Linked DNA regions of Homo sapiens: all the other regions are linked to region 1. Evidence: chromatin loops called from intact Hi-C (ENCODE). Cell type or tissue: ovary. All regions are shown on one strand. Each heading gives the region's core, and the rest is flanking DNA. Links, peaks and the distances in the headings are about the cores only.

What was found. Peaks named below come from ENCODE experiments on the same cell type or tissue, not always from the same donor. Only the 100,000 strongest peaks of a DNase experiment are listed, where the experiment ranks them.
Region 2: it touches region 1 in a loop (2.3-fold over the local background); 6 of 110 quality-filtered maps call a loop at or near these places.
Region 3: it touches region 1 in a loop (2.3-fold over the local background); 5 of 110 quality-filtered maps call a loop at or near these places.

What each region holds. Positions count from the first base shown.
Region 1 is chr18:59,508,360-59,518,526 of GRCh38, forward strand. The region is part of intron 2 of CCBE1 (collagen and calcium binding EGF domains 1); the gene reads right to left. Among named protein-coding and RNA genes, the nearest start is that of LMAN1, 150 kb to the left of the region's middle. In ovary, for the core only: no CTCF peak of the experiment used is centred there; DNase peaks (open chromatin) are centred at 1,628, 6,102 and 8,292; H3K27ac peaks cover 7,194 bases.
Region 2 is chr18:59,618,439-59,628,605 of GRCh38, forward strand. The region is part of intron 2 of CCBE1 (collagen and calcium binding EGF domains 1); the gene reads right to left. Among named protein-coding and RNA genes, the nearest start is that of CCBE1, 74 kb to the right of the region's middle. In ovary, for the core only: no CTCF peak of the experiment used is centred there; a DNase peak (open chromatin) is centred at 5,679; H3K4me3 peaks cover 494 bases; H3K27ac peaks cover 4,892 bases.
Region 3 is chr18:59,607,682-59,617,848 of GRCh38, forward strand. All of the region lies in intron 2 of CCBE1 (collagen and calcium binding EGF domains 1), which reads right to left. Among named protein-coding and RNA genes, the nearest start is that of CCBE1, 85 kb to the right of the region's middle. In ovary, for the core only: no CTCF peak of the experiment used is centred there; a DNase peak (open chromatin) is centred at 5,033; H3K27ac peaks cover 26 bases.

The DNA.
Region 1 (10,167 bases), core at 1,376-9,375:
GGCCGAGGCAGGTGGATAATTTGAGGTCAGGAGTGAGACCAGCCCAGCCAAAATGGTGAAACCCTGTCTCTACTAAAAATACAAAAAATTAGCCAGATATGGTGGCACATGCCTGTAGTCCCAGTTACCCAGGAGGCTGAGGCAGGAGGATGACTTGAGTCCGGGAGGCAGAGGTTGCAGTGTACTGAGATTACACCACTATACTCTAGCCTGGGCAAAAGAGTGAGACTCTGTCTCACAAAAAAAAGAAAAGTAAAAAAAGAAAAAGAAACTACCCCATAATGTTCTTGTAAAAGCATGAAGAGATAACTTATGTAAAATGGTTTAGCACAGTACACACATAGAGTTACGCTTTTTTTTTTTTTTTTTTTTTTGAGGCAGGGTCTTACTCTGTTTCCCAAGGCTGAAGTGCAGTAGGGCCATCATGGCTCACTGCAGCCTCGACCTCCTGGGATCAAGCAATCCTCTCACCTCAGCCTCCTGAGTAGCTGGGACTATTGGCATGTGCCACCACATACACGGCTCTTAATATAAACAATGAACGGCAAGGTCATGCAACTTATATTCAAGGCCAATAAGTGAGTGCAGTTTTTAATAGTATGCAGCCCACAGATAAGCAGTTTGTTGCTGGGTTGCATTCTATGGTCCCTATTCTCATTTACCTTGTCTTCTTAAAGGCAACATTTTTACTTAATCATGCTGGTTCTGAGAGCAAGCAGAAATAAGCTTTGAGACTACAGTTTTTCTTAATAACCAAACCTGGAATCAGTGCTTCTGTGGTCCTCAAACTCTAATGTCCTCGACAGACAGACTGAGAAACTGGCCACAGAAGGCAGTGGCTGCCACAATATTTCCCTATTTATCAACATTGGTAGTTAACTCCTGGGCATTGCCTAACAAAGTCAAAAGCTAACAAAAGGTCTATGTAAAAATGCAGATATGAATAAAAATCATATATATACACATAAATATATATATATACACACACACAGTAGCTACAATGGATAGCAATCTAGTCTGATCAAGAATTTTAATGATACTATCTATAAACTGCTATCATTTAACCACAAAACAAAATCCTGGAAATTATATTTTTATTCTGATTGTTGTGCATTCATAGATGCATGATAAATACTAGGAAAATGTTCATATTGCTATTTTGAATGTAATACAAGGGGATAAAAAAGGAAAAACAAGAAACTTGGTCCTTAACCAGAAACCCTCAGGGGCACACACTGAAACACAAATTTTGGCCACATTTTGAATCTAGCACATGTCTTAAGTTGACAGCAGCACACCACATAAAAGAAGAACTTCAGTGCCCGGTGGAAACAAGCCATCTTCATACAGGAGGGAACTGGAAAACAACTATTTCATGTGCGCCCTGCACTGACCTTGAAATCCAGAGGGCTTCTTCCCTCTAAAAAGTATTTTTAGATCGGGCTGATTTACTAAATTACTAAATTACTCATTATTAATGAGCTGGGTGAGAAAAGGAATAACTATTTAAGCGACCCAACATGTTTTCAAAGCGATGTCATGGGGATGGTCTAAGGGGAAGGCCAGGGAGGGGAGTGGCTGTGCACATTTTGTTGTACAAGGACACCAGGCTGCCAGAGGCGAGAAGCCAGCCAAAAAAACATCACGGAACCCAAACACCAAGCTGCACTGGTGCTGGGAGTTCAAATTGTGAAATGTGAGCTATCATCATGGCAGATCCAAATACCGCCAACACTGGGAAGGCCAGCTGCAAAGAGGAGGAAACATCTTTTCCTTTGATTGTGAGAGACAAATCTATCTGGGTATCTATTTTTCCTGCAAGTCCATTGATCCTTGCTGCTGTGTGAATGGCAGAGGATGCTGGGGCCATTAGCCATATTTCACTGTGTGCATGAGTTCTGACAGAGGGAGCAGGGTGCTATGTTTATTAGGATTTAATGATATTTGCAGTTCAGAATTCTGCCACCTCTACTGTTGTTATGGAAGCTCATTAACTGAGACATTATCAATTGTAAGATGCACCATTAGTCTTTATAATATGAATAATTTTTAAGTTGCAAATTGAACTTTTTTTTTTTTGAGATGGAGTTTTGCCCTTGTCACCCAGACTGGAGGGCAATGGCGTGATCTCAGCTCACTGCAACCTCTGCCTCCCAGGTTCAAGTGATTCTCCTGTCTCAGCGTCTCAAGTAGCTGGGATTATAGGTGCCCGCCACCACACCCAGCTAATTTTTGTATTTTTAGTAGAGACGGGGTTTCACCATGTTGGCCAGGCTGGTCCTGAACTCCTGACCTCAGGTGATCCACCTGCCTCGGCCTCCCAAAGTGCTGGGATTACAGGCAGGAGCCACCACACCCGGCCAGTTGCCAATTCAACTTTCATAAATGCTTCCTTATCACTAAAATTCTTCCATATTGATTAAAATACATTTTTTCCTGATTATTGTATATTGCATGCATGCATAAAGAAACATAGACTAGTTAAGATGGTCTTAAAATGTCTTTGCATATGGATTCTGATTCTCCTGAATCTCTCTTACTGTCATCAGCTCCTGAGCTTTATCACAAAACACTGTCCTTTATACCATCAGGAGCATCGGTGGTGAGAGCTACCAGTCATTAGTACCAGCCCCATTCAGCTGGCTCTGGAAGGACCTAGAGCCTATGTCTGACCCCTGCTCTGAGAATACTGCTGAAGACAAGGGATTCACCACTCCCTACCAGAGTCCTGTGTCTTCAGGACTTTCTTTCCAGCAGCTGAAACCCTGACTTCGTTTTTATGCTGCTATGTTTGCTGTTTGTGCACTTGCAAGTACTGGCAACTATACCCTAACTGGTGCCTAACTAACTGCCAATAAAAACACATTCCAACTTCAGAGATACAAAGATACAGAAGACAGAGAAGTTCAAGACGAGCAGTGGAGCACTGATGATGGCACTAATTGATGGCATTTAATCAGAATGATAACGATTATGTTCTAGTTCTAGAGAACTTGACATATTCAGAGCTCCTGAAAGGCCCTTGCCCACATCACACTTTAGAACCTCTTGCTCCATCATCAGTGAACACCAGCCTTGAAGAGATCCATTTACAGTTGGGCTGAGCCAATCAAATTTGCTTAGGAGGTTTGAAAGTTATTTTATGGATACACAGCAGATGTACATATTTTCTTACATTCATATAATGTGTAAAGATTAAATCTGGGTAAGTGGGATATCCATCACCTTAAACATTTATCTTTCCACGAGGAACATTCAAATTATTCTGTTCTAGCTTCTTTGAAATGTACAATCGATTATTGCTAATTATAGTCACCCTGCTGATCTGTCAAACATTAGGTCTTATTTCTTCTAACTGCATATTTGTAACCATTAACCAACCTCTCTTCATAAGAGATTGATGTCATCAGCAGGCTGTTGTGAGCACAACTCTACCCACTCTATAGCTGATGTAGCCATTTGGGGGAATCCATGTAAGTTGAAAAGCACAGGAACATGATCAAAAAGAGGCAAAATGGAACAGACTCGGAATCCATCGAGAGACAGAACAGGCATTTCATGAGACGGAGAAAATGACCTTAGCCCTTGATTTCCATTTCTTGTTCACATGAGGCTCATGTATCCTTCATTTTTTGTTTTTGGGCTTAATAGTTCCTCTGTAGCCATATGATAAATCTTCTTTTTCACCTGAGGTAGTTTACACAAGTTTCTACTTCCAGCAATCGTTAAGAGCTACAGTAGCGGTGTGATATGGAAGGAAGGCAGGAAGGGAAGTGCTGGGAAAGGTGTGGTCCCTTTAAATGATACCAAAGAAGCGAAGTGCTGGGTAGAGAAGGGTGTGGTCCCTGGCTAGGGCTCCATCCCTGGGCCTGTGCCCAGGGTCTAATTGACCTGGTTAACACAAGCCACCTATAGATGGCAAAACTGAAAGAGCACATGATAGCACATGCCCACTGGGGCTTCAGGAGCTGTAAACATCTACCCCTAGACACAGCCGTGGGGTTGGAGCCCCACAACCTGCCCATCTGTATGCTCCCCTCAAGGTTTGAGCAGTGGGGCACTGAAGCAAAGAGCAACAGTGCCTGCTGCATGCCCTGCAAGGGGGTACAAGGGAACCTTTCTAATTTCAGCAGGAGTTAGAAACCCCACTGCCCTCAACTCATCCATTAGAGGAACAGAATTAAAGAATGTGCTGGCCACGTGCCATTCCCTGTATGACAGACAGAGAGGCACGAAGTGCTGAGCGCCTTCCTGTGGTGCTGGCAGGCCCAGGGCAGGAAAGACCCCATAGTGGGGAGTCTCCACTCTCAGGGACTTTCTCAGGGTCCTGCTCTTAGAAACAGCACACTGTCTGCTAGATGACATGGAGCTGGCTGGCTGTTGATGAGGAAAAGGGTATTATTGAGATATGTGTTTAGGGAACAAATCCCGGGTAAGACAAAGAGCAGGCCCACGGCTCTCACTGGAGGGTGAAGATGTGGGAACATCAGCACCCCTTTCCTCTTACCTCCCACTCAGAGCCCATCCTGCACCCACAGCCTGAGAAACCTGGGCAGGAGACATCAGAGCACCTCTACGACAGGAGGGAAAAAAGAAAATGAGACTTCTTTGGAGGATGTGTGGTTTTCTTAAAGCAGAGGGTGAGGTTTGTCCATTTAAGAAAATTGAAAGAGCCCAGGAGCAGTGGCTCATGCCTGTAATCCCAGCACTTTGGGAGGCGGGTGGATCACTTGAGGTCAGGAGCTCGAGACCAGCCCAGCCAACATGGCAAAACCCCATCTCCACTAAAAATACAAAAATTAGCTGGGTGTGGTGGCAGGCACCTGTAGTCCCAGCTACTCGGGAGGCTGAGGCATGAGAATCGCTTGAACCGGGGAAGCAGAGATTGTAGTGAGCGGAGATTGTGCCACTGCACTCTAACCTGGGTGACAGAGAGACTGTCTCAAAAAAACAAAACAAAACAAAAAAATTCAAGAAAGGGCACAGGTGCAGGTGTTGGGAAGAATTAGCGGGAAAGTAATCCAGGCCCCAAAGGAGGGACAAGTCCAGGTACTGAGGTGTCTCTCTTGTCTGGCTGTCCAGGAAAGGACGCTTTTCAACTGTATACTTCCTTTGTGGCAATTTCTCAGGCTGCTCAGGCCTAACTTCAGTGTGGAACTTCCGACACCACAGTCAGGTAAGTCTGGAGGCAGGTGGCAGGACAGGTGGCCAGCTCCTAGTTCCATCAAGGAAGACAGGGGTGATCTGCTGGGTGGGAACTTTTGGTGGCAGAGATAGCCCATGAATCTCGAGGTGACAGAGAAGATAGCTTCTGGCTATCCTGAAAATTAGCAATGGCTACACTTTAGAGAAAACGGGGACGGGCCTGGCAATGGTAACATTAGAGGGCTTATCTCAAGTAGTGCTTTGTACCTCATATTAGAGACATGGAAATGGGGGCTCAGTGCTGGAGTTCAGACTCATGTCTGACTGGCTCCAAGCCTGTGCTCCTTCTGTTATGCCCGGCTGTCTCCCAGGAAGCAGGGGGAGAGAAGACCCCCTATGCCACACTTGGGCCATCACGGGCTAGCTACTGGAGGAACAGGGGACTTGCACAGCTCTGCTGATATGCAGTTCAGCCTGCAGGGACCCCAGTAGCCACAACGAGAACAGCAGTATCATCACCATCTTGCATGGGGCCGTGGCTTTACTATCCTTTCCAATGAACCCTCATATACACCACACCATATGCCTATCGCAAATTTGTAAAGTCAGTTCATAAGCCCTTCAAGGGAGGGACCAATTCTGCATCTTTTACATAGCAACATTTAGATTACAAAGCCTCATCCCAAACAGTTACGGATCCCATATTACCGATACGAAAATTGAGGCTCAAAGATGCTGGACCTGAATCTTTTACCGTATCCAATACACTGATGCTAAATCAGTGGCGTTTAATAAGTGCTGACTGCCATGCCTGGACTCTTGGTAGCGCCCCTGACACGGCTCCTCCATCCGCACGTGGCCCTCCCAGTGAGTCATTTTGAGAGCGGCTGTCACTCTGCTTTAATCTGGCACTTTGTTTTCCTGCAGTTCAGCCTTCCATGCAGCCAACACCAGCAATCTCACAAGCTAGTCTGACTTGGAAAGCCACCCTGACATTTTCGGCTGGCCCAGACTCCGAGGTTGGAGCCCTGTGCGTGTGAGGGTAGCTGCTGGCGGGGTGTTTGTTTTCTATGGAATACAGACTTCCTTTGGGGAATTTAGGCATGCTCTCCTGTTTTTTTTTTTTTCTTTCCTTTCCTTGAAAAAAAAAAAAAAAAGGAGGCTACAATTCTAATCTAAGCGGCATCTGCTGACTTTAAAGAGCAAACACTTCATCCTTGCCCCAGAGTACCCTTTGCCACGACACAGAATGCCTTTCCAATCACTAAAACATCAAGGAGAAGTCATCAGTTTCAGCAGACACATTTTAAGTTTTTTTTTGGCCACAATTCCTTAGGTTTTTCAGTGGTCATCAATAAACCTCTATAATTCCGATTTCTGAGTTTCCTGATCCTAGCTCACTTTACGCCTAGAATTACAATAACCCAAGGGGCCAGGTTCCGACACACATGGTTTTACTTTTATGTTTGCAAAGCTGAGAAGCAGGAAGCTCTGATGTTTATTTTACTTTTTAAATTTATGCATGTTTAGCTATCTCCAAAGATGATATAAGGATATGTAAAGTAATACATAAAACACAAGGGAACAGAAGTAAGAAGTGCAGAGGTGCAACAACAAGAAGGGTAGGAAGAAAGAGGAGAACTAGAATGAGGCCCAGAGTAGAAAATGTACACGGTTGCAACCTACACGTTCTTTGCGCTGAGCCACACATCTGTCTGTAAAGTTTGCTAGCTGGCATTGTAGCTACACAAATAACAGTCATGTTTTATTTGAAGAGCAATTGTTCAGGCATAAACACAATGAGTCTTAAAAATAGCATCTATTTATTAAATGCCTACTATGTGCCAGGCATGTACTAAGCACTGTCTCTACACCCAGGAGGGGGGCCACTTCTCCTAAGCATGGCCTTCAGCTGCAATGTGTCCATAAATGGTATCATTTCCAAATCTGGGTTGAGATTCTCCTCTGCTCATGTCTTCTCAGAGTTACTATGTTCCAAGTTTCTGAGACCTGAAACGCACGATATTTTGAGTCTATCTTTGAGCAGCAGTTCACCTGGATTGTCACAAGTCCAAAGTAATCCTTAAGTTTGATGAAAATTAATTAAATAGTAAGAAAAATTATTTTGGGGCAATAAACACTACCTTAAAAGCTCTGCTGGCTCTATGTTGCTCCCCTCTAACTCTCATAAAGTCATCTTTAGAGATAGGCAGGGGAGGAGGCAGCAGAGGAGACAGGCTGAGGTGTCAGGCTACCTTGGTTCATTTCCTGCCTCTGCCACTTTCCAGCTATGACTTCAAGAAGTTAATCTCCCCGAACCTCAGTTTTCTTATCTGCAAAATGGGCATAGTAAGAGGATCTACTTTACAGGTTTGAGGAGAGGACAAAAGGGGTAATCCAAGTAAAGCTGAAGAACTGTGCTTGCCCTATTTTGATGCTCAAGCAACATTTGTGCTTTTACTTTTATTTTTTTGAGATGGAGTCTCACTCTGTCGCCAGGCTGGAGTGCAGTGGTGCGATCTCTGCTCACTGAAACCTCCGCCTCCTGGGTTCAAGCGATTCTTTTGCTCCAGCCTCCTGAATAACTGGGATTGCATGCATGTCCCACCACGCCCAGCTAACTTTTGTATTTTTAGTAGAGATGGGGTCTTGCCATGTTGGCCAGTCTGGTCTCAAACTCCTGACCTCAAGTGATCCACCCGCCTCAGCCTCCCAAAGTGCTGGGATTACAGTTTGTTTTTTTTTTTCTTATCAACTCTGGAGAGCAAAGTTGTCCTTATACATAGATACCATGATGCCAAGGAAAGGGGACAAGGACACAGACTTTCCTCTTCAAAAAGACCTCTACTTTTTCTTCCTTGCTAGGAATGCAAGTATCTGCAACTTTTCATTAAGGCTGGGGGATAAGAAAGAGCCAGTGAAAATGAGAAGGGCCAGCAAATATGTCAAGTGGCCGATAGTAGCTGCCAGTGTTTGTTGTTGCAACAGGACCTCGTGGATGGACGTGAGTCATTAACATTCCACTGATAGGGGCAAAACAATCTGTGCTGAAAAGGAAAGTCCAGGGGGTCACTGCAGTTTATCTTTGTTTACCTCCTGTTATGACTCATCTTCAGGGTCTGTTTCTCTTCTTAGGAGATGATTTGGCTCATTACCACGGACCTTCCTGGCTTGCTAACTAAGTTTCTATTTAATTGGTTTTTACAACATGACCTAGTTCCTGAGACTTCAGACTCTTGGAAGGCAGAATGTGGCAGGAGTGTAAGATCACCTGCACAGCGGCCAGAACATCACAGCAAACACACAACACACAGGTGAGTGTCTGCAAGCTGTCCACACCACTCTCTGCCAGGATAGATAGAGCCTTTGTCCAAATTCAACTTTCCACTCAGCTCTTCCTTGGAAAACACCGGGTAACCTTTCTTATCACTATCTCCAGTTCAGGTTATCTTAAAATAAACCAAATACTGATTAAGCTCCCCAGGGCCAGCCAGATCACTTGTATATCACTTCTTCTTCCTTGCAGTTTCCCTTAAACCACACAATATAGAAGCATGGAAGCTAAGAGTGCACACTTCTTAGTGTGGCACAGCAGGTGGGACAGGTCATTGGAGGTGGAATTCTGGTACTACACAAGTTATTTTTGACTTCTGTGCTTCTATTTTCTCATTTTTGAAAAATGGGTGTAGACAACATTGCTAAAGCCCTTTTGAGAAAAAGAAGCTAAGAACAGGGCATCAAACTGGCTTTTATTGATTCACCCATGAACAAGTTGTGCCTTTACACTGTTGTTATTTGTAAGGAATCCTGGGTATTTGGCATTCCTGGAATATTCTATTTAGCTACCTTGGGGTCCAAGTTCCCTTTAACTGGGGGAGAAGAACTTTTCACCTGTTTCTATGCATGCTCACAAGGATAAGCCTCCATGATGGCAATTTTGGCTCTGTTTCAGATAAAAATTCATTTAGTAACATATAAAGGATATCAAGTCATGAAGGCACTACATAAATGTAAGTACAGCTTAAGCCAGAGCTCACTGACTCTCCATCTCATTTTCATCTGCCAGCATCATTGGACCCGAAGTCATATGGAAGCCACATTTTAAGCCTAAGGGTGTCTAAATTGATTTGACAAAGCCATCAGTCAGTTCTATCCCTTTCTTCCTAGACTCATTTATAAGCACCACTTAAAACCAGATGCCACTAGCAGTGAGGACACAAAGCAGCAAGTTTTCAGAGCACCGAGTTTCTCCACTGGCCATTAGCAGTTAGGCTGGAAGGGGGTTCAGAGCCACAACTACTGAAAGTCTCACTCCTTGAGTTTGGAAGAGATAATGAACATTTTCCTGAACATTCAACAAACATGGTCAAGGGGGCTGGGGATTCCCAAGATCAAAAGAGGGATCTGTCACAAGATCATTATGTCCAGAATTGTTGGGCACAGGGGTGTGCTGTCTCCTATGTCACTGTCCGTGGTTCTGAACCCAGCTGGGCAATTCTCTGGGAAGTTGGGGGCGGAGGAAACTTGCACCCATTCCTAGGCCCTTGGTGAGTGTCCTGAGAAAGAAGGAGATGATACATTGTGGACTGGGGCATAAAACAGTGTTAATCAACACTTTGTTTCCACCCCCATAGCAGGCACAGTATTCAGTCAGTTTTTACACACATTTTGATGTTAAAGTAATGATTAAGAGAACAAAGCTGGCTGGGCACAGTGGCTCACTCCTGTAATCCCAACACTCTGGGAGGCCGAGGCTGGCAGATCACTTGAAGTTAGGAGTTCAAGACCAGCCTGGCCAACCTGGTGAAACCCCATCTCTACTAAAATTACAAAAATTAGCCGGGTGTGACGACGCACGTGCCTGTAATTCTAGCTACTTGGGAGGCTGTGGCCGAAGGATCACTTGAACTTGGGAGGCAGAGGTTGCAGTGAGCCAAGAACAAGCCATTCATAAAATAACTATAAACAGAATTCTAAATCAATTGTTTGTTAATGGATCTTCTCTTGTCATCATATTCACTG
Region 2 (10,167 bases), core at 1,224-9,223, 110 kb after region 1:
TTTTTTTTTTTTTTGAGACAGAGTCTAGCTCTATCGCCCAGACTGGAGCGCAGTGGCACAATCTCGGCTTACTGCAACCTCCATCTCTCAGGTTCAAGAGATTCTCCTGCTTCAGCCACCTGAGTAGCGGGGACTACAGGTGCGTGCCACCAAACCCTGCTAATTTTTCGGTAGAGATGGGGTTTTGCCATGTTGGCCAGGCTGGTCTCAAACTCCTGGCCTCAAGTGATCCACCCACCTCAGCCTCCCAAAGTGCTGGGATTATAGGCATGAGCCACCACACCCGGCCTAGAAAAGTTTCTTTGCAGCTAAACCTTGAGGGCCATTAAAAAGTATCTGTATCTCTACTTAGGATAAGAGGAAGTGCTCAGAATTTATTATGTACATCTGTAAACTACCCAGTTTTTTTTTAATAACTATAATTATTGGAGGCTGAGAAAGTTTACATAACTATATTTTACTTCGTGTATAGTGGAGAGAGAATATCTGCTACTCCAGGTATTGGATTTCAGTGTTATATTAGGACTGCTAACTGTTCATAGTTACAAATCATCTAATAAAACTTTCATGTTTTTAGCAGTTAGAAATTAACTTTTTCTCCTGTAAAATGAAGTTAAAGGAAAATAGAAAGTAACCTGAAGATGTGAATATGTATTTAGCCTCAAAGTATCTGTTTACTTCAAAAGCATAAATGATTCAATCATATTAAAAATGATGCCACCATTATATAGTACATGTTTACTTGAATGCTAAAATAAAATTTTAAAACGTTTTATTTTTCCATCTCTAATTACTTGGACTATCATGTGAGGAGGGGTACTAAATATTTATGTTTTCCAAATTGAAAGCCAGGTGTATTTATTTATCATTATTATTTTGTTTTTTAGAGACGGAGTCTTGCTAATATTGCCCAGGCTGGAGCACAGTGACTGTTCACAGGTACAATCAGGCCACACTACAACCTTGAACTCCTAGGCTTAAGCAGTTGTCCTGCCTCAGCCTCCCCAGGTAGCTAGGACTACATTTGCACACCACTGTGGCCAGCAGAAAGCAAGTTGTTGTAAAGGTACATGTTAAATAATACTTCCTTCCTCACTGGTTTGTAATATGTGTATTATATATAAAGTCTCAGATGTAAAGTTCTTTCTATGATTTATCCGGCTCCATTTAACTGTACTCATTTTAGCCAACAAAGACTTAATTTTAAAAAGTGATCTTAGTGTTTTGTTCTTGTCTGGTCAGACTGGTCACATCTCATTATCCTTGTTTGGAATTTTCTTCCAAATCTCATTGGCTTATGGTTCCAAGTGAGTTTTAAATGTGTTTTAAACTCAGTGATTTTTTTTAAACTCCTCTTGTTTTGATGAGGTAAAGAGGTCTTAAACTATTCCAGCTGAATTTATATCTAACTTCATTTTTGATGAAACCATTTTTATAAACTCCTAGTGGTCCACATCACTGAAGAAAAGGGACCTCAATTCTTCCAACACAAGCCAGACAAGCAGGTAGGGAATTCACGGCAGAAAGCTGGACAAGAGAGGGCGGTATTCCCAGTCCCATTCAACACTTCCACAGCTTTTGATCTTCACCATTGTAAGCCAAGTCAAAAGAGGGAGGGGAATAGGAAAGGAAAGAGTTGGGAAGGGAAGAGGAGGGAGAGAGGGGAGAAGGAACATGCACATGCAGAAAAAGAGACACAGTTTTCCCCACGTGAGAGCCTTGACTCCAGGCCCCTTAGAGCACCCTCCTAGGTAGCCTAGAAGTTTCTCCCTTCACCTCTGACCTCAGTGCTTCTTCATTCTCGCTGTCTTCCAGTGGGGGGAGAGATTACCCTGGCTAAACAAGACAACCCTGCTGTTTCTAGGACTTTCTAGGAGCATTTACCTGGTTGGAGGAGAAGAATTTGGTTGGAGGAGGTAGAAAAGGGGAAATTTGCAGGGCTAGAATGTGGCCACTGCCCTGAAGCCCTCAAGAGAGAAAGCTGAGACCCTCATTATCTTAGAATGAGTTATTTTTGACCTACATGAGATTGTTTATCCTAATACTATATGTAGCAGGATCCCAGGACAGGTGCTAATATGGTTTGGTTGTGTCCCCACCCAAATTCCATCTTGAATCATAGCTCCCACAATTCCCATGTGTTGTGAAAGGGACCTGATGGGAGGTAATTGAATCACGGGGGCAAGTCTTTCCCATGCCATTCTCATAATAGTGAATAAGTCTCACAAGATCTGATGGTTTTATAAAGGGGAGTTCCCCTGCACAAGCTCTCCTGCCTGATGCCATATAAGACATCCCTTTGCTCTTCCTTCTTCTTCTGTCATGATTGTGAGGCCTCTCCAGCCATGTGGAACTGTGAGTCCATTAAACCTCTTCTGTAAATTGCCCAGTCTCAGGTATGTCTTTATCAGCAATGTGAAAATGGACTAATACAGGTGCCAAATGGGAAGAGTTTCCAATAATAACATCCCTGCACTGGCCAGGGCTGTCCAGGCAATCGGACTTCAATTTGCCATAAAGGAAACCACAAAGGGTAAGGCAGGGAAGACCATAGGAGGAGTGACAGAACACACAGAGTTCAACTTGGCATGTGAATGGCATCTGAAGTTGTGGCAAAAATGTAACCTGTCTAGAAGGCTCTGAAAGACCACACCTCTCTTAGAAGGGATTCCCAGGACTCCAGCAAAACAGAGCATGTGACTGGGGCCCCAGGGCTTCCAGGAAATGATGTATCACTCACTGGGGCACCCAGCTCTGAAAGAAACAGCTAAAAGCAAACTCCCCACACACTCACACCAAGGAGGTGAAAGAGTTCCTGCAGCTGTGTTTCATCAGCAGATGGGCAGGTGGACAGTTCATCAGGCAAGATGAATCAGTCCCTCATTCCCCTTGGACTTGGGCTTGAACTAATCACACTCATCTTTCTAGGTGTCCCCACTGCCTGACCACCTGCTCTGGGGCCATTGGAGTCATTGGTTTTATCCTCACATCCACCCAGTGGAGCTGCTCATAGATGAGATTCCTGAGCCATTCCTTGTACACAGAGGCAGCAGACATGTGGATAAATAACCCCCACTAATAATTGCTACAACTTGCCATGCATCTATTCATACCTGGCATTACATGGGCTATAACTGAATCCCAGAACAATCCTTCAAGTAACACAGGATTGTCTTCATTTTACAGGCGAGCACAAAGGCTCAGAGATGTCACTAACCTACCAGAGTCACACCATCAGTAGTAAGCAAACTCATATCTCTCCGACTCTGAAGCCTAACCACCCTCTGTCACTTACATGGCCAGAGCCCTCGATGAAAGTAAGGGAAGGCCTATTTTCTTTAGTCTTTTCTTTCAGTCTATTTTCTTTTAGTCTTTGCCTTAATGTCAGAAATCAAACATCACGAACATCAGCAGCTTAACTCCACTCGGGAGCCTGCTGCACAAGTGACAACAGTAGGCAACATACAGATGTCATCCTTGGTGACAGAGGCCAGCCATGGACTTACCCTCACAGCCCATCTAAACGACACCCCAGCACTATTTCACACCCTCAAAACTACTATGCAAAGAAGTCTGCTTAATGTGTCCTCTCAGACTCCTGGCTCTCACTATCCTGGCATTGAATAATTCAAAGTCCACCTTCTCTCAGCACCTTTTCTGCATCTGCTCACCCAAGTGATTTTCTCTTCCATGGCCACCTCCAAGGGTGATCCTGCCTGTTACAAGGGTGTTCAAGAGGACCTTCACTTGCAGGGCCAACATGAGGCTGCCCATGAATACTGTACAGATGGAACAATGAGCACCACCCTTTAGAATGATCTGTCCAAATGAGCAGCCTGCCCTTGAGGGTAGAAGTCACCTGCAGTTACATCCTTATTTCAACCTTGTCTCTACCAAAAATACAAAAGTTAGCTGGGTGTGGTGGCGGGTGCCTGTAATCTCGGGATTACAGCTACTCGGGAGGCTGAGGTAGGAGAATCGCTTGAACCCGGGAGGCAGAGCTTGCAGTGAGCTGAGATCATGCCACTGCCCTCCAGCCTGGGCGACAGAGTGAGACTTCATCTTAAAGAAAAAAAAAAAAAGGCTGGGCATGGTGGCTCACACCTGTAATCCCAGCACTTTGGGAGGCTGAGGCAGGTAGATCACGAGGTCAGGAATTCTAGACCAGCCTGACCAACGTGGTGAAACCCCATCTCTACTAAAAATACAAAATGTAGCTGGGCGTGGTGGCATGCGCCTATAATCCCAGCTACTTAGGAAGCTGAGGCAGGAGAATCACTTGAACCCGGGAGGCAGAGGTTGCAGTGAGCTGAGATCGTGCCACTACCCTCCAAGCCTGGGTGACAGAGAGAGATTCCATCTCAAAAAAAAAAGAAAGAAAAAGAAAAAAGAAAAAAAAAAAAGATGCCAGGGTCTGGGGGAGGGAGAGAGGGAGGGATAGGGGGAGCACAGAAAATTTTTCGGACAGAGGAAACACTCTGGATGATACTATGATGGAAAATACATGTCATGATACATTTATCTAAACCCACAGAACATACAGTGACAAGAGTGAAAACTAACATGAACTATGTAGACTTTGGGTAATAATGATGTGTCATTTTAGGTTCACTGATTGTAATAAATGCACCACTCTGGAAAGGGGGCACAGAATGTTGGTAGTGAGGAGGAAATACCTATCCATGTGGAGTCGAGAGTATATGGGAAATCACTATTTCTTCCAGTTTTGCTGTAAATCTAAAACTGCTCTAAAAAAAATCCTTTTTTAAAAAATGTAGGAATTAAGGATGAGACAAGCTCCCTGATTTCACTGGTTACTTCTTCTGCTGTCAGTTAACCGCTGCCATTCTGTGTCTATCTTGGGTCCTTCAGAAACATTTTCTCCTCCCTTAATCAGTCAGGTCTGCTCTATCCTGGTCTCCCATTGTACAAAAGGGAACTGAGGCATGGTGTGTGGTCAGGGCACTTATCCAAGACACCAAATTGTCAGATGGCAGAGCAAACATTCAAACCAGCTTCTTTTCGAACCCACCCACTGTGCTGTTTGCACTTGGTCACCTGCCTCTTACTGAGCAAAGTCTGGACAAGGATAGGATGCCTTCCTGGGTTCTCTGAAGGAACATGTTCACATAATGCATAAGCCCAGGTAATAATCAATGGCCGTGAGTTTCTTTCAAACTCTCACAAGTCTTATCCTGTACGTGCTAGGAGACCCTTGCTACAGATCAGTACAAAAGCAAGGGGTTGGAGGGCCGGGGGCTGAGGGGAGAACATTTTGTTTATAAATTGTTTACCATTAGGCGCATCTACCAGCAACAGACAGGGGAAGAGTCTGCACTATTGAAAACACGGCTGCTTTGTTTTCAAGGACACACATGAATTCAAAGGAATGCCTGGTTTTGCAATAAAAAAACACAAGCTGAAAATAGAAAAAGAAAGTCACGAGCAGCTCCTCACTTTGGGAGAGATGGGCCAAGGCTGTCAAAATGAATTGTGTGGTTTTTATTAATCATGTTCCCCGGTGCAAACACCCAAACCACAGGACCACTAGGAGTAACCTGTTCCAAACAATGTGGGAGTGACTGAACTTAGTAGCGGAATTACCTTTCTGTATGAAAAGGAGGGTGGTCTGCCTGGGCCATGGCTGAGGTCACCAGAAATGCAATTTAAGAAGACATCTAGCTGCCTGCCCAATTTGCAGAGCTTCTGGTATGGAAGTGCTTTTCAACTCTAGCTGCCTCGTTCTTTGCTGCAAGGCCACAAGTCTGGAAGAAAACACTATTGATGTTTCATTCTTATTGGCTAGACCTTCACAATTTAGCCTCAAATTCTCTTTGGCCTGTGACATAACCATTCCAAGGTTCTGACAGTATGCTTGGGACTCTGCTGCAAATGCAAGGGCATACTAAAGTTGCAATTGAGGGGACAGCTGGGGGGCAGGGAAGAGAGAATGTGAGCATCAGTACTGATACATGCAATAGATTTATGTTTTTTAAAGTTTTAAAAATATATTTGTGATTGTTGGAACTACCAAGATCTGGTGAACATAACTTTGCAGCCTCAATATACTCCAGGGACTAAGACAACAAAATAGAGTTAGGCTTCCTGCCACTGAGGCTGAAGGCCCAATGGAGTTTTTAAATATTGCTATGACGGTGGTGGCCACAAAACAGGATGACTAGGTCCAAAGGGAGTCTCAGCTTCCTCCAAGTACAAGTGCGGTTGTTTCAAGGGTGAGAAACTTCACATACCAAAAACAAAAACAAAAGAGAGCCTTGGATGAGCTCAGAGACACTCTTGTCACCAGCCACTTTGGTGACATTGGCTAGGTAAGGTGATTCTACCTCCCCAGCTTCAGTGTTTACCAAACCTCAGTTATCCCTGTAACCACCTGGGCTGTTTCTTTGTGTTTTCTTAAATATAATTCACTAACCTTAAAAACAGCAAACATTAGCATGGATAAAGTATCAGTCATGTTTATAAGTTGATACACTCACACATAGCTATGCAATAGTATCAACTGGGCTGTTAAAATTCACACAGCTAAATCTCTGGAGGATGGGAACCCCAAAGTGTGAATGGCTTTAAAAGCTTCTCAGGCGTTTCTAATATGCTACCAAGTTTGACCACCATGGTAACAAATGGAAACCAAAATCCCCTGCTATAAAGACAAGGTAAGGTCAACACAGTGGTATAAAAATTGTAGCCATAGGCCGGGCGTGGTGGCTCCCACCTGTAATCCCAGCACTTTGGGAGGCTGAGGCGGGTGGATCACAAGGTCAGGAGATCGCGACCATCGTGGCTAACACGGTGAAACCCCATCTCTACTAAAAATACAAAAAATTAGCTGGGTGTGGTGGTGGGCGCCTGTGGTCCCAGCTACTCGGGAGGCTGAGGCAGGAGAATGGTGTGAATCCGGGAGGCGGAGCTTGCAGTGAGCCAAGATCGCGCCACTGCGCTCCAGCCTGGGCTACAGAGTGAGATTCTGTCTCAAAAAAAAAAAAAAAAAAAAAAAATTGTAGCCATATACTGATGCTTGCAGGGACTTCTGGAGATTCATCATCTTATTTGAAAGGAAGCTGTATTAGAGAAAAATTAAAAGCAAGCAGCAAACTGAGATCTTTAAAATATAATCAAGGAGACTGAATTAGTTCTGAAAAGGGGAACCACCTTCTCCCTGTCTGAATCAACATTCTTGAATGCAGAACCAGCTGCTGGGACAGAGATGAGAATCTCCCAGCCACCCGCCAATTCTTACATTCTGTAGTTCTAAAATCAATCATTATCACACCTAGGTAACTGCTATGGTCTGAATGTCCCCCAAAATTCATGTGTTGAAACTTGATTCCCATTGTGTTGGTACTGAGGGGTGGGGTCTTTGGGGTGGTGATTAAGTCATCATGAATGATTAGTAACTTGTAAAAGAGCCCATGTGAGGACACCTACCCAGCCTATGAGGAACAGGCTCTCAGACACCGCACCTGCCCACACCTTTATCTTGGGATTCCCGGGCTCCACAGTTGCAAGAAAATAAATCTCTTTTACTATATTTTTAAATTACCCAGTCTCAAGTATTTTGTTATAGCAGAATGAATAGACTAAGACAGTAACATAAGAAAATCCTGGGGGCTAAAAATGCTACATAGACATGCATCAAAGCGCAGAAGTGGATAGTCCAAGATCTATGATGGACAAATAAACAGAGGGCACTCAATTTGACCAATCTTAGTATCTATTTTGCTTTAAGCAAAATGTTCCTGAAAAGAAGGAATTGGTTTTGTAAATAAAGTTCCACCTTAAAGTACTCGTTTATTTATGGAACCCCACAGTAAATCCTTTGGTAAAGTAAACCACCTCGCAATGCATCTGTTTTGAAAGTCCAAGCTTTCCTTAAGGTGAAATGTCCCTTTACGTGCATTTTTCAGTATCCAGATAAATGTGGAAAAGGCAGCTGACATGGGGGTATTTTCAGGGGCAGGAGGGTGAGGAGATTATAAACATGACAGGAGCAATGAACACTTATCAGGCTTATGTAGCCCTGGCACTGATTCCACACTTCAATATGGAAAATACTCAAATACCACTTACTCTGTGCCAGGCACTGCTCTAAGAATTTCCCAAGTGTTAGCTCATTTACCTCATTTAATCTTAACAATGAGTATTAGCATCATCCTTATTTTACAGAGGAAGCAATTGAGGCCCAGAGAGGCTTATCACCTGGCCCAAGGCCATAAAGCTAGCAAGTGGTAAGGCCAAGACTGGCCTTGTGGCCCTCTGACTCCAGAATCCATTCTCATCTACTATGCTATGCCACCTCTATGGGAATTTACTTATCACATCCTCAAAGAGCCCTGTGAGATAAGAACAGTGTTCCCATTCTGCAGACAGGAAAATCAAGGCCTGGAGGGGTTAAGGGTTGAGCCCTTGATTCCACAGCAGAGCTTGGGTTTGGACTATCCTGGTCCTGAACTTGTGCTCTTAGTCACCATGTCTTCAGCCTCTCCACAAGCTTCCCAACTGTGCCCATGGTCTTGGGATTGTGTGTCCATCCTGTTGTAGAGATCAACTAGTTCATGTTGATTTAGTTGATGATCCTGTTCTAGAGCTCAGTTTCCTTATCACTACTCTTTTGAATACTCTTCATTTCATAAAAATATAAAACAATCCATCATTCATCAGTTCAGCAATTCATGGGGTATACTGTGAAGATACTGCAAATTCCAGTCACTCCCTCTCATGTTAATCCTGCTTAGTTTCCTAGTGATATATACACCATATTGTCCGTATTCTGAGTAATTATACAGAATATAATCTCATTTGAAATGTCAAAAATTAGAAGACAAAATTTGTGTAATGTAGTCTAAATTTTTACAAAAGGAGAAAGAAATATGAATTACTAAAACGATTTTAACTGAGTTATTTTGCCAAAGCAGTATACTTCCTTAGTTTATACCACCTTTTACACCTCATTCTTTTCTTTCAGTATCAGAGTGGATAATACTGTGTCCCCCAAAAAGACATATCCAAGTCCTACTTCCTGGTACCGGAGAAATAGGTGTTATTTCTTATTTGGAAATATGGTCTCTGCAGATGCCGTCAAGTTAAGATGAGGTCACACTGGCTTAGAGCGGGACCTAATCCAATGAATAGTGTCATAAGGAGGAAATCTGGACACTCATAGAAACCCAGAAAGAATTCCATGTGACAGAAGAGGCAGAGACTGGAGTGAGCAGCTGTAAGTCAAGGAACGCCAAAGCTTGTCAGCAACCCCCAGACGCTGGAAGCAGCAAGGATATGCTCCCCTAGTGCCTTCAGAGGAAACTTGGCCCCACAGACACCTTGATTCTGTCTTCTAACCTTCAGAACTATGAGGATACATTTCTGTTTTTTTAAGACACAATTTGTTGCCTTAAGTTTGTTACAGCAAACCTAGGAAGCTTATACAGGCATATTGAAAACCATACTCAAAGTGGATTTTTAAGTGCCAGATTCTGCCAGGTGCAGTGGCTCACGCCCACAATCCGGGTACTTTGGGAGGCCAAGGTGGGCAGATCGCTTGAGCCCAAGAGTTCAAGACCAGCCTGGGCAACATAACGACACCCCGTCTCTACAAAAAATACAAAAAATTATCCGAGTGTGGTGGTGCATGCCTGTAGTCCCAGCTACTCGGGAGGCTGAGGTGGGAGAATCACCTGAGCCTGGGGGCAAGCTGAGACTGCAGTGAATTTTGATCGTGCCACTGCACTCCAGCCTGGGCAACAGAGTGATATCCAGCCTCAAAAAAGAAATCCAGATTCAGACTTCCATCTTTTTGGATATTCTTTATTTTTAATTAGTAAATATTACACAAGGATCCACTAAGTGGAAGCTACTATTTTTCATTAAAAATAATAAGGAGAATATGCTTTTTCTTATATTGGATTCTCTTGGGACAAAATGGTATTTTTTCCTAACTTTTCTCTTCCAGTCTTACTGCCCCTACTCCAAGAGACATGAGGTGATGGAAAAAATCTATCTTAATGCTCTTCCAGCCTAAAGATGGCAGCTTTTTACCTGATCATGTCAATAGTCCAATTCATGCTCCAGACCAACAGGGCTGCCATGGACATTCCCTGTAACCACCGCGATGTCCATGGCTTCGTGGGATGGATGGGAGTCATAAGATAT
Region 3 (10,167 bases), core at 861-8,860, 99 kb after region 1:
ACGGACTCTGGACTCAACCAAGGTTCAAATCGGAACCACTTCCTGTGTGACACTGATTATTTCTTCAAACCCCAGGTTCTGGATTTACCTTATTTAAAAATGGGGATGAACGGCCAGGCGCAGTGGCTCACTCCTGTAATCCCAGCACTTTGGGAGGCTGAGGCAGACGGATCACCTGAGGTCAGGAGTCACGTGAGGTCAAGACCAGCCTGACTAACATGGTGAAACCCCGTCTCTACTAAAAATTAGCTGTGTGTTGTGGCGTGTGCCTGTAGTCCCAGCTACTCAGGAAGCTGAGGCAGGAGAATCTCTTGAATCCAGGAAGCAGAGGTGTAGTGAGCCGATATTGCGCCACTGCACTCCCAGTTTGGGAGGTTGCAGTGAGCTGAGATCGTGCCACTGCACTCCAGCTTGGGTGACAGAGTGAGACTCCGTCTCGAAAAATAATAATAATAAATAAATACAAATGGGGATTAAAAAGTATATAGGTAATGGGGTTATTTTGAAAATTAAAGAGAAATATATGAAACAAGCTACTCAGTAGCATTTGTCACGAGTGTTCAATAAGCATTAGCTATTACTGTTATTTACACAATTCCTTTTCCAGGATTTTCTCTGTACTCCTTACAGGTCAACACCACAATTTAACTTTGTGTTCCAGACCCCTTAGATCCCTACTTCCTAATCATGTCAGAGATTATTTAAGAAACTTGGGCCAAAGTGTTGATGCAAGACAAAATGATTTAGTGTTATTCCTGCCAAATAGCATCTTAGCATTTCTAAGAAGAGTCACCCTCAGCCCTTACCACCTGCTTGAGAGATGTGTTTTAGAGAAGGCACGAGAACAAGCCCCCATTTTAATTTTCACATCAGCAATGAAATGATCTAGGGAAGACTCTTTGAAGTCAAATTTGTCAACTACTCAAGAGAGGTAAGAATTTTCAAGGGGAAACTTTGAAGACTGGATTATGAGCACTTCAAATGGAGCTTTAATAGAAAGTGTTTATTGTGGATGAGTGAAAACGTCTCTCTTGTTCATAATCAAGTTTCTCTTCTACACGGAGTCTTTCCCTTTAGCACATGAAAGTGTTCATGCCTCTCCTGTATTCAAAATAAAAGATTTTCCTCAAATCTACACATTAGATCCTTGCTGCCCATCTGTTTCTATTGGGCCTGTCCAAATCTCTTGAAGCAGTCGTCTATATGTGTCATCTCTTCTCTCATTATCCAGTCTTTGCTCATCCATAATCTGGCTTCTATCCCCCACCTTCCACTTACACAGCTCTCCTGAAGGTCACCAGTGTGCTCTGTGATGGGAAACCCAACAGACTTGAGTTCTTGCATTATGTGACTTGTCATATGTGCATCTGTTGACCAACTCCTCCTTCTTGAAACTTCCCCCTCTATCTTCGAGACAGCACTTTTCTCCTTCCGTGTTTTGGCCACTACTCCCCATACTCGCTTCTGGATTCCTTAGTGTTCTGTTGGGTTCTGTCTTCAACCATCTTCCCTTCTCACTGCACACACATCTTGAAGCATCATCTACTTCCTTGGCTTCAACCACCATTCATATTCCAGTGACTCTCAAAATTAGATCTCCTGCTCACAAATCTCTGTGCCCCAGACTCATATGCAGTGGCTTATTGGACAGTTCCTCTTGCATATATCACAGATGTGTCAAACTTAGTAGGTCCAAATCTGTAATTATCTTAACATCCACCCTCATCACCATTAGAACAGCTCCTTCCTAGGTTTTCGACATGCTACAGAACAGTTCCATTGCTCAACCAGTAGACCAAACCTAGACAGGAATCATCCTTGGCTTCTCCCTTACTTCAGTCTCCACATCTGGTCAGCCAAGTACAATAGGTTCTACCTCTCAGTGTTTCTTAAATCTATTTCCCTGAATCCTTACTGCCACTATTTAGTCATGGACTTCTTACTTTTTGGCCTAGTTTACTCTAAAAGTATCTTTACTCATGATCAGTTTCACCCTTACCCAATCCATTCTTCATGTGTTATGTTTATTTTAGTCTATTTGAAAAGGCATTTTCTATAGAGGGTCTATTCCTCTCCTGTAAACATCAGGAAAGCATAACTTTTTCAATTCTTAAAACATACCAGAAAACCTACCCATACAAGTAATGACCCAGTTATTTCAAGATGATTGGGTAAGTACCAGGGATAATATTCAATGTGATTGGGCAATATTTCCATTTGCTTCTGTACTAATAAGTTCTTTCTCTGATGTTGGTTTATTCATGCAATGGGATATGATAGAAAAGTGAGTGTCAGTTAATGAGAACTGCTTGGTTTACATGGATGTAGCACACAAACCTAATATTTAGCAGACAGTCATACAAAGGCACACAAAATATATGAAGGTTATTAACATGAAAAATACTACTCTGTCACTTTGGGATACATGCTTAAGTTTAAAAGTAGAGGAAAGTACATGGGAGCAATGAACACCAAGTTTGCAACAGTGGCTAAATCTGGCTGGAGTGGAGAGGGCTGAAATGAGGAAGGGATGACCAAGCAGGTGCATTAGCTTTATTGAAGCATCTCAGTGTCTCATATCTTAAGCTGGGTTTTGGATACAAAGTCATTTATGTGTCCTTATACTTTTTTGCAGGTATTAAGATATTGTTCCAAAATTAACGTCCAAGAATGGATTTTAATATAAAGACCATTTAACATCATTCTAGGCTCTATGGCCCCTTACCCCTCCTGCCCCCCAAATACCCCAATAAAGTAACAAGCCAACATACCACTAGAACAGAAAAGGTTGCTAGACTCTAGCCAGAGAAAATCTTATCCTCAAGCAGTACTTGATAGAACAAAGCTTCAGAACAAAAAAAGATTCTGGAATCCACCAGAATATAATGTGTTTTAAACAGATTGTCTGAGTGCTCCTTTTCAGAAGGGCTCATCTCACACACCTTGCATATCTGGCCTTGTCTGACCTGTTTTCCAACAGGGAAAGGAGCATGGGTGCCTGCAGCTACTTCCTAAGTGGGCTCCAGAGTTCACTCAGAAAATACGCCTAACAAGCCCCAGGTGGACACATGAGGAACGGAGCCTCACACAGAGGCCAAAGGTGAACCAGTGCATTCTTCACAGAGCCAGCTAGCAAAGTGGGTTTCAGGATGCAGCTCCCATCTGCTCCACCAGCGCCCCTGGGGATTCACAGGCTGCCAACAGCAAAAGGGCAAGGGTTTGATGTGGGCACAGCCCACAACACCTCTATTATGCATAACAGTCAACTGAGATGCCCCAAAGCCCATGCCCTTTGAATCAGGTACACTCAGCTTCCTGAATACTTTCACTATGTGGGACCTCATGCTTCAGCACAAAGACAGTGAGGAAATTAACCTGTCTGCAACAGCATGCGTTGCTTTCAAAGGACTGGGAGCTCCACACCTGCATGGTTCTGAGAAGAGATCTCACCACCGGCTCTGCCTATTCCAATGTATGAGCAACGCAGTCTTAATATCACACTGCAGCTCTTCCCTTCGTAATTTATTAAGTATCACTCAGCTTCTTCCCTTGCTTCCGAGTAAGAGCTGGCAAGAGTGCCAGCCAGGACTAGAGAGAAAAGAAAGGAAAGGCCTCCTGGGATGCATATGTGTACATAGCCTTTCTTTATGAGCCACTGAGCACCACTCAAATGGAAATGCATGGCCAAAGTTTTAGAAAGCAGAAAGACCATGATTCAAAACACATTTTAGGAGAAGCCCACACATGAGTGAAGCAGAGGACTGTCAAGAAGCATTTTTCGGGCCAGGCACAGTGGCTCATGCCTGTAACCATAGCACTTTGGGAGGCCAAGGTGGGTGGATCATTTGAGGTCAGAAGTTTGAGATCAGCCTGGCCAACATGGCGAAACCCCATCTGTACTAAAAATACAAAAAAATAGCTGGGCATGGTGGCATGTGCCTGTAATCCCGGCTACTTGGGAGGCTAGGGCAGCAGAATCACTTGAACCAGGGAGGCTGAGGTTGCAGTGAACCAAGATTGTGCCACTGCACTCCAGCATGGGCAACAGAGTGCAACTCTGTCTTAAAAAAAAAAATAAAAAAAGGAAGCATTTTTCTGTATACCAAATACAGGAAAAGAGCATTCATGACACCAAACTAAAGGCTTTGAAACTGAGCCTGAGACTTACGCATCAAGTTCAGAGTTATAGATTGAAATATAGAGTCACTGGGAAAACAGATGTCCATAAAGTCTTAAGAGCAGGGTAAAGTCTACTGTTTGCTGGTTTCAAGCTACATACCTGGAGTCCAACTCAGAAGTGACATGCTGCTGGGCTTGGCATGACTATACCCCTAAGCCAGTGAATGCCTCTACTCAGTTTCCAAAATTCACAGGTCTAAGCAGGAAGCCTACAGCATAGGCCTAGATAGAGAATGGTGTCTCAGTCAACAAGTCTTTGCACATTTTTGAACAGGTTAAGAGCCACTGGGGCAAATCTCAAGTGACAAATAAGATCTTAATTCTTTGGCAGAAGCACTGGCTCTTCATACTCCCTTAAACCAACATGGCACATGTATACATATGTAACTATCCTGCACGTTGTGCACATGTACCCTAAAACTTAAAGTATAATAAAAAAAAAAAAGAAAAAAAAAGGGAAGAAAAAAAAGAAAAAAAAAAAAACAAACAATCCTCCCTCCAGGCAGTGTTGTGGTGGCAGCTTAGAACAATGCTCAGAGGGCCCCAGCCTCCTGTCTTCCCCAAGGCAGCAAAAAGGCTACAGCAATTCTAGGGCTGATGGAGAGTGCTTCCCCCAACTCTTGCTAGAGATTGTGTCATTCTATTCTTCCCTAGAAAGTAGAGGTTTTCTGGGCAGCTGACTTTACCAATAACCATGATTATTTATGGAGCTTTATTATTTGTCAGGAACTGGGCTAAGAGCCTGCAGAAACTGAGACTTGGACAGCTGAAATAAATTAGCCAAGATCACACCAGCCAATAAGTAATGGAGCCAAGATGCAAACCAAGGTATCTGCAGCCTAAGCTCAGTGCTATGCAATGGGAGCCGCCCCATGCAGACAATTCTTACAACTGGCCTTGGGTGACTTCCTTTCACTCAAAGTAGTAGGGAAAAGAACTCAGCCAATCTCAAGGGTTTTTTTTTTGTTTTTTTTTGTTTTTGTTTTTGTTTTTTTTAATGTCTGTTAGATGGCTGGCTGGAACAAAGATGTGGGAATAAGGAAGAAAAGAATTCCTAGTCTGCTTGGGAAGGCAAGACTCACACATGTTGAAAGTATTAGAGACTGTGAAGAGAGGGCATATCATTAAGTGCTAAATTGCAAGGTATGGACTTTAAATCCTAAAGGAATTCGGAGAAGACAGACCTAAAGGAAACTCCTTCATCAGGGGCTTGAGGTGGGGAGTGGGGTGGAAAGGGCAAAGTCCTGCTCTTATCGGAAGTAACTGGATTAAAAATAGGAGCATGCTCTACACCTGTGTATCTACACCAGCTGCAGGGCATGGATGGGGTGGGGGGTGGTAGAGGATAACTACGCAACTACATAGTAGCAGGCAGAACACAGGAATCATTTTGCCACCAGTTAAGCCGTGTCAAGGTACAAACAGCAAAATATGTTTTCTGTCAGTGTGATTTTTTTTGTACCCTTGAGAGGGATTTCTGTATACAGAAAAGATTCAAGAGTTGTTTTGTCTTATTGATTTTAAAAATTAGTATTCGATGTATTGAAGTTAAAATTCAAATTCCTGTTTTTCTCTGAAGAATATAGTTCAACTTACAAATCTGATTCTATGTAAGCAAATTTCAAACAATTATTTTAAGGGAAACTTACAAATTACACTCAATGTTTTAAACTGCACTCAGAAATTTTGTATGTTCCATTCTTTTTAGACTTCAATTGTCTAACTTTTGGAATTTTAATTAAAAATATCAATATAGAGGCCAGGCACAGTGGCTCACGCCTGTAATCCCAGCATTTTGGGTGGCTGGGCAGGAGGATCACTTGAGCCCAGAAGTTTGAGACCAGCCTGGGCAACATAGTGAGACCCCATCTTTATTAAAAAAAAAAATTAGAAGATATCAATATGGTTAGTTCTTAATGACTTTCACAATCCCACACTTGTAACTCTAAACCTCTTAATTATCTTTTTAAAATTGAAGCACAAAGATGTTTTTCTCTGATGGGTTTTTTTTTTTTTTTTTTTTTTTGGCAGGGGGAGACAGTCTTGCTCTGTCACCCAGGCTGGAGTGCAATGGCAGAATCTCAGCTCACTGCAACTCTGCCTCCCTGGTCCATGCGATTCTCGTTCTTCAGCCACCTGAGTACCTGGGATTACAGGTGCACACTTGAGGTGGAGTCTCGCTCTGCACTGTCTGGAGTGCAGTAGTGCGATCTCGTCTAACTGCAACCTCTGCCTCGAAGGTTCAAGAGATTCTCCTGTCTCAGCCTCCTGAGTAGCTGAGATTATAGCCACACACCGCCATGCCCCGCTAATTTTTGTATTTTGGTAGAGACAGGGTTTCACCATGCCGGCCCGGCTCAAACTCCTGACCTCAAATGATCCACCTGCCTCGGTCTCCCAAAGTGCTGGGATTACAGGCATGAGCCATCGTGCCTGGTTCTCCAGTGGGCAATATTTTCTATTTTAAATATCAATATATTTAAAGAACAGATGTACCCAGAAAGGTCTTTAACAAAAAGTGATTTACTTACCATTGTTTTTTCACATAGTTCTAATTTAAATTTAAAACACACTTAGCCACTAATAAAACAATGGTGTCTTCCCAAATAATGTCTGGGTTGCCTTCCCGAGCTACTTTTGGAGGGCACTTTTCACTGGCTGTTTTTGCACACTGACCAGGATCAGGAGCAGCAGACGGCTGGGGCAATTTTTCTCAAGACCCATGCTATGGCGGCTAGTCAATGAAGCCCAGAAGGAAGGGCCTCAGAAGCATATCCTGAGCTCTCAATCTTGATCTAGTCTAAACGCTGATTGAAATTCACTTCCTTCAAGCCTAGTTTAGAGTTTGTTTCTTTGGTTCTGAACCCATCTCCAAGACTTTGTCGTCACAGTCCTAAAGCTGAGCTGAGGACGCAGTCCTCCTGACTTCTGTTAATATGCTATTAAATGGGGTGACATGACCCAACCTACATACGTCTGTTTATTTCAGAACAAATGTTAATATATGAGAAGCATGTGTCCAATCACAATTCATTATGTCCTCCCACACCTCTACAACAAACCATAGGATGTACCATTTCTTAGTCAATAGCACATCTAGATGTTCAAGCCAGAAATTCTGAAGTCTTCTATGGCTCCATTCTTTCTCCCACTTAATACATCCAATGACAAATGCCTGACAACTATGTGTCCACTTTTCTCTCTTCTCCTTCCTTCTTCTCCACCTGCCCTGTCGATGGAGACCAGAACTTCATCAAGTCTTGATTAGGAGACTAACCATGGCTGAGCCTCCTAGTCTCCCTCTGTACCTGTCTTCCACTCCGTGGAAGTGACCAGGGGAAAACACTGCTCTGATGGTATAAACCGCTGGGCTTGAAAACCTGGATGGTTTCCTACCATCTCTAGGGTCATCTCTTAGGATCTGCAAGGCTGTTCAAAGCTTTACTTCCTGTTTCATTCTCACCCAGAATCTGTTGCTTTTGTTCCCTAACACCATGCTCATTCGCGCTGCGTAATTTCACCCACACAATTCTTTCTGAATAAGTAGCTTTCTGTCTACTCAGATGCCATTCCCATTCCAGAGTCATTTCCAATGTCATCTGCCTTTTCCTGGTCAAGCCTGTCCTGACCAACTGTCGGAGAAAAAAAAAAAGACAGAAGAGATCTTTAAGGTGTTTTCACTGTATTTGGTATATATTTTGATCACACTATACTACAGTTAATTATAAGTTTGTTTCTCCTAAATTGGTTTTGAGCACAGGGCCAGGAGTGGCTTTATTCTTTATCAATATGATACTTGGCATATAGTTTATTTAACCAGCTGCCTCGTTCCATAAGGTATGAGGTTATTTCTTTTGTCTGCTCTCCACTAATCCCCCCTACTCCCAGTCACTTTAGAAGGCAAGATTTACAAGGGACCTTTGTTTTGTTCACGGACATAGCTAGAACAGTGCACATGGTAGGCATTTAATATTTGCAGAAGAGAAGGAAAGAATAAGAAGGTTGAAAGTAAGCAAGCACTCATAGAGCAAAGAGGACACTTACCAAGGGGACTATTATTAAACCTAGGTTACTTTAAAAAATCCTACTACCATGGCCATATTGGGATCAAGAGGAAAGTCTAAAGGCATCACAGAATCTCTAGTAGCTGAGCTCGGCTGTGGTCCTATAACAAGTTACAGATCCTATGTGATGGGCGCTCTGGCCTCCTCCTGCTTAGCATATTCTTGGGGCATCCCAACCTGAGGATCTGGGTTAGAGGGAAATGGGCTCTCAAGAACCCTCCAGAGCTGCAGAGTGCAGGGCAGCCCTGTCAAACCAGTGAGGGCTGCTGTGGGGTCATAGTGGGCAGAGTGGGGGAGAGAGATCAAGAGATGACCGCTTTAGGGAATGCTCATCTTAAACAAAAAGTTGGCAAAATGGAAAAAGAAAACAAAGAGGAGCCAGAGGCGGCCCTGAAAAATGATGGCTAAGTGATTCATGGGAGACCCCAGATGTGATTAACTCAAGTTCCAAAGTAAGAAATTTCAGGTTAAATGGCATTGTCTAACATATTTAAAAAGTTGGATCAGCTTCAAGTATAGATATTAAGCACATGACCAACTAAAAAGCCGCCCCTTTCCCTTCTCAGAGAACATGCCTCCCCAAGGAGGAAACAGGTCTCCCAAGCTAGAGACAGGCAGTGCCATCTTGGCTGGAACTTGTCTCTTGTGAAACTCCCCTTAGTGGCTAGGCGCCAAACCCATTCCTCAGTCCTGGCCCTAAGACCCCAGTTGCCTTTATGCTTCTCCCCCTACAAGTCAAAAGTTCGGTACACAAAAGAGTCTGTTAAGGTTGGAGGGGTGCCAGGATTAGACAAGTTGCATTAAGTTTCCCAGAAACGGATTCTTAAGGTAATAACCAAGGAATTTCACACAATGGCCGCAATGTGGTAAATGGACTGCCAGATTTAATTTCAAAGCCTGTTCGGACGGAAGCCTTTCTCATCCTGACTTTCCTGCAGACCAACTGTGTCATGTTGGGCAAGTCAGTTCATCACTCCAGACTTCAGCTTTCACATCTGCTAAATGGGAAGGATACTGCCTGTCATGCCTGCTTCACAGGGTTGCCATGAGCCACCGACTCTCAGCCTTTGCCATACGAATCTAGTTATCTAGGTTTCATCCCAAACCAATTAGATAAGGGACTGACACCCAAGATTTAGTAGTCACATAGCTTCCCAGGTTATTCAGATAAACAGCCAAAGTAGGAAACCTCTGAACTATACCAGTGTACAGTACAAAGAAGAGGGCAGTAATAACCAAGATCATCATCACTGGAACATGGCATCATATGATTTGGGGTTGAAAAAGTTATGCTGAAATCTCCTTAGGAGCAAAACCCATGTTTCTTTTGCACGTCCCATTATTACCTGCAAGCTTTAGGCATTCAGTAACATTTTTGATAACAAATGCAAATTCGAAATCCTTACAAATCCTAGTCTTAGATTCTTTGTTTACTAAAACTACCTTTGGAGATGTCACCTCCATGACCATCCATCAGCCCAGCCTACGGCAAAGCCATCATCTTAAAACTTGCCCAAAGGTCAGCTTAGAGAAACAGGAAATGTGAGAAAGGTGGCTTTAATCAAAATGGAGAGAAATTGCAGTTTTCCACCAGGGAGGTAACTGACTGTTTTTGTCCGGCCAAGAGCCAGTCACAGTGCAGGAGCTTGGATGAAAGCCAGAGACAAACACTGCTTGGGGCTACTTTTTCAGAGATGGGTTAAAAGCAATGCCCCTGCCGCTCTGGCTGGCCTTTGACTCAGGATACACACCTTTTCCTGGAGAATTTTACCACACAGCCCTTTAGATTGTAGGCTTGTAAAGCATCTGCATTAGTAGAAACAGTTTTCAAGACAATTCTTCTCTGACTCTGGGATTACTAAAGCCAGACCTGAGCCATGCTTATCACAGGCCTCCACCTCCGAAAATCCTGTTTGATTTATTA